Regions from separate parts of the Mus musculus genome. Here region 1 is linked to region 2. Evidence: chromatin loops called from intact Hi-C (ENCODE). Cell type or tissue: gastrocnemius. All regions are shown on one strand.

Region 1 (2,500 bases), 63 kb after region 2:
TGTTTATTATTTCTAACATTATCCCACCAATAAATGTTCTACCAATGACTATACTTGACTCCTAAACTTACCCTCTTATAACTATTGTTCTAGGGTTTTCTATTGCCATACAATTAAATAATATATCTTTATTTCTTCCCCTAAACTTTGTTCCCAACTCACAACTTCTCAACATTTCCAGGACTTTACCCAACAATTATCCACTGCTTATTTCCCATAAGAAAAACCAAAAATAAGCCGGGAGTGGTGACACACACCTTTAATCCCAGCAGAGGCAGCCAGATTTCTGAGTTCGAGCTCAGCCTGGTCTACAAAGTGAGTTCCAGAACAGCCAGGGCTATACAGAGAAACCCTGTCTTCCCCCCCCCCCAAAAAAAAAAAAGAAAAAGAAAAAGAAAAGCCAAAATAGAGCATCAGAGCTCCTACACGGAAGGCTCCATCCCACACCTCTACTTGTAAAGCCAAGCCACCTGCACTTCAGACTGACCACAAGTAAACTAGAGGTTCCCACAGTCCTCTCCTCAGAGTTAAAAACAGATTTTCTAGAACAGATCTACACAACTAAGAAACATATTTAACTTATATTTACTGGTTTATTTATTATATACAGTATATATAGCTTATATATACTGGTTTCCTGGAGAATTATGTGTTAGCATAGCAAAACCAGTACACGTTTGGTGTCAGAAGAGTTCTGTGGATAGAAACAGACCTTAGGCACCTTTCCGTCAAATAATATCGAGTCAGGCCCTTGGGCTGAGGTTTATAATGTCAGCTACTCAGGAGGGTGAACCTGGAAGAGTAATCACCCCGGGCCACTGGGGCAATTTAGTGAGACTAAACCCCAGGGAGGGTTAGGGAGAAATGGTTCCAAAGTAAGAGCACTTGCGACTCCTTCAAAGAACCTGGATTCAATTCACAGAACCCACAGGGTAGCTAACCATTTAACTACGGTTCTGGGAGAGCCACTGCCCTCTTCTGGCTGCTGAGAGTATTGCAGTCATGCAGTGCAAAGCATAGAATGCAGGCAAAACACTCATTCACATTAAATAAAAATAAATGGTGGTGCACATCTTTAATCCCAGCAAGCAATTGAATCTCTTAGTTAAAGACAAGCCTGGTCTACAGATGGAGTTCCAGGACAACGAGGGCTACACAGAGAAAAACCTGTCTCAGAAAAAAAAAAAAAATTCCAGCATAATTAACACTTTCTGTGGGGCTGGAGATGGAAAGATAGCTCAGTGGTTAAGAGCGCTGACTGCTCTTTCAGAGGTCCTGAGTTCAATTCCCAGCCACCACACAGTGGCTCCCAACCATCTGTAATGGAATCCAGTACCCTTTTCTGGTGTCTCTGAAGGCAGCTACAGTGTAGTCATATACATAAAATAAGTAAATAAATCTTTTTTAAAAATAATAAATCTTGCCGGGGCCTAGCAAACACAGAAGTGGATGATCACAGTCAGCTATTGGATGGGTCACACGGCCCCCAATGGAGGAGCTAGAGAAAGTAGCCAAGGAGCTATAGGGAACTGCAACCCTATAGGTGGAACAACAATATGAACTAACCAGTACCCGGGAGCTCTTGACTCTAGCTGCATATGTATCAAAAGATGGCCTAGTCGGCCATCACTGCAAAGAGAGGCCCATTGGACTTGCAAACTTTATATGCCCCAGTACAGGGGAACGCCAGGGCCAAAAAGGGGGAGTGGGTGGGTAGAGGATTCGGGGGGTGGGTATGGGGACCTTTGGGATAGCATTGGAAATGTAAATGAGCTAAATACCTAATTAAAAAAAAATAAAAATAATAATAAATCTTTTTTAAAAATTTGCTGTAAAGTTGCCCACATAGAAACACTATTCTTTCACACAGAGATATTTCAAAAGCAGTAAGCCATGCCTGAGGCCTAAGCCTGTCTCTCCTCCCCACTGTGTGTCTGTCCTTTAGTAATGAATCTAAGAACATCAAAAGGGAGAATTCCCTTGCATTATCAGGAACTGCCCTGGGATTTCATTCTCTGCCCCCCAAAATGATCTCTCAGCAACTCCCCCAAGAAGCCACCAAAGCAGAACAGAGCCACCTCACACCCCTTTGAGAAGCCACCCACCCCCATGCTCAGGTGCGCCTTGCTGCCTCCTTAGCACATCTCTTTCTAGTGCTGTCCATGGTTAAGTCTGTTGCGGTGTCTTAATAAACTCTGCCCTCCTTCACATTGGCCACTCCTGAAACTCCTTTCTGCAGCCAAGTCAGGGGTCAGCTTTACTTGAACCACTGAAAAAGCATTCCTCCAGCTCCCGTGGGGGGTGGGGGGACAGCAGGGGCAGCAGTGAACCTCACTAACACAGACACAGCAGCATGCAAATCTGAGGGTCGAATCTACCACTCTGTTCATACTAGACAAGATTTCTACCAGCTGTGCTATGACCTAACACCAAAACGTAAAAAAGAAAGAAGAGCTTTTAAGATTAGCTGTATTTAACATGTGTGTGTATGCATCTGTGT
Region 2 (2,500 bases):
GTTTACAGTTTTGTCATCGAGAGGAAGTCATGGCAGCAGGAGGTGGTGCATCTGGTCACATGTCCACAGTCAGGACACAGAGAGATGATGCGGGTGCTCAGCTCACATTCTCCTTTTTAGTTGATCTGGGACTAGAACTGATGGAATGGCACCACTCATATTTAGGGTGGTTCTTCCCACCTCAATTTACCTAATCTAGGTAACCCCTCACATGCATATCCAGAAATCTGCTTATATGGTGATTCTGAGATACATCAAGTTGACAGTCAAGGTGTAGTGGCTGTTCCTGGTTGTCAACTATATTTGGAATGAACTACAATCCAGAATTGGAAGGCTCACCAGTGACCCTCATCTGGAGGCTGGGAGATAGAAGTTTCTGATCTGGATCTTGGTATGGAGATCTTGAGGCGTAGTGGCTATGGATTCCAGAAGACAGGGAGATCTCCGAGTTCAAGGTCATCTGGGATTAAAGGTGTGGTAGCACACACCTTTAATCTGGCCTACACCTTCTACTGGAGACCATATACTGACATTGGAAGAAGGGAGTCTTGCTCCTGCTCTTTCGCCTGCTTGCTGTGTGGGACCGAGCAACTGCTAGATCCTTCCATTCACAGCTGCTGCTGAACCATTGTTGCGAATTGGACTGCAAGTTGTAAGTCACCAATAAAGTCCTTTACTATATTGAGACTATCCATAAGTTCTGGGACTCTAGAGAACCCTGACTAATACACAAGGTAAACCATCAAGGTGAATTAGCTTAGGATTCTCTAAGTTAACCCTAGATTTAAGTAACTTCGCTCACTAATTTTTTTAGGCAGTCTCAAGGAGACCGGGCTAGCCTCAAATTCTATACATAGCCAAGGATTGCCTGGATTTCCTGATCTTCCTGCCTCCACTTCTCAAGGGCAGCTATAAAAGGCTCCAAACTTCAATTCAGTCCTACGTCGGTTGTACCCCTCTGCAGACCCAAGCCCCCTACAAGACTTTGTTCCACCAACCTCTGCCTTCACTAACCCATAAACTCTACAGAGGTCGAAGCAACACCCTGCCCTAAAATCTTCAGACACTGTACCACAAAGGGTCTTTCTAGTGCTAACCTACTCAGAGGCTTCTAGGAAACAGGTGATCCTCCAAGAGGTCATGCCTGTAACAGCAGGGATCCCCTGAGGCTGGAGACCAGTGATCTGGTGAAGTACAAGGATCAGAGGCTCTGAGGCCCAGTGGCCTCTAGATGGCAGTGTCCAGCCAGAAACAGGAGCAATCTGATAAACAGGGAACCCAGAAAAGGGGGTGGGCGGACACAAAAGAACCTGGGGCTGTTCAGAGACCCAAAGGCACTATCAGGGAACCAGTCAGCACCTACTAATGAGCCCCATGAAGAGAGGAAGAGGGTTTGAATCATCAGTAAGATACTATGGAGCATTTATTGAAACCCTGCTCACTGTCACTACTTGGAACACTTCCATGCCTCATGGGATGTTCTTCCATAGCATAAATGAACTGATGTGTTTAATTAGACCTTTGTTGAACGTATTTGGGCTCTTTCTTTCCACTTCTACATCAGGTGATACACACCTGATACCACTGCATAAAGACCAGCTTCCATCATTATTTCTTTGGAATGTCAGGGCAGAAATTAGATGACAGGATCAAAGGCTAAGGTCCACTTGTTTTCGTTTGGGTTTGTTGAGACAGGGTACCACTAGGGAAGCAAGAGCCACCCTCAGGCTGGCATGAACCACACCACCAGGCATATTTGTTGACTGCTCGATTGAAAACAGTCTCACGATACAGGGAGCTTCTCTGGCCTCGAATTCACAGCAACCTGTCACACCTCTCATTTCCAGGGGCTCTGCTTTTAAATTTCTAGTTCCCAACAAGATAGAGCAGAAACAGAAGTTGTCTGCTTATATTTCTAGTTCTAAACCCCATTCACACCCTGGCTTCACTGTGCAACACCACTTTTTCACTGATGGACAAGAATCAGTGTCTGTGGACCAGGAAAGTAGATTTCTCATTCTTTCATTGTGTGTGCATGTGTGCACACGTGTGCACAGGAGTTGGGGGGAGGGTGGTGCTGCCGTACCCATTGGGCTTTCACATGAGTTCTGAGGCCCATGGTTTGCTCACTAGACCATTTCTGTAGCCCCAAACTGGTCCTTGTCATAACTCCATTTCCCTGAGCTCATATTATGAATGGAACTTTACATTCATGCCATGTTTTAGAAAAATATTGTCTATTTCCTCTGTGTTTATAAATATGTACATACTGGGGCTGGAGAGGTGGCTCAGCAGTTAAGAGTACCAGATGTTCTTTCAGAGGACCCAAGTTCAATTCCCAGCACCCACATGGCAGCTCACAACCGTCTGTAGCTCCAGTTCCAGGGATCTGATGCTCTTTCCTCTCCTCGCCAAACATCAGGCACACACAGTACACAGACATAAGCACACTTACACACAGAAAGCAACACACACCAACCTTGAACTCCTCTACTTCCTA

The links. Peaks named below come from ENCODE experiments on the same cell type or tissue, not always from the same donor. Only the 100,000 strongest peaks of a DNase experiment are listed, where the experiment ranks them.
Region 1: a loop joins it to region 2, with 10 times the contacts of the local background. A loop is called at or near these places in 24 of 42 quality-filtered maps.

The regions. Positions count from the first base shown.
Region 1 is chr16:8,805,357-8,807,856 of GRCm38, reverse strand. No RefSeq gene overlaps it. Among named protein-coding and RNA genes, the nearest start is that of 1810013L24Rik, 23 kb to the left of the region's middle. In gastrocnemius, a CTCF peak has its summit at 985 (motif pointing left); a DNase peak (open chromatin) is centred at 961.
Region 2 is chr16:8,868,645-8,871,144 of GRCm38, reverse strand. No RefSeq gene overlaps it. Among named protein-coding and RNA genes, the nearest start is that of Gm30310, 12 kb to the left of the region's middle. In gastrocnemius, no CTCF peak of the experiment used is centred here; a DNase peak (open chromatin) is centred at 1,233.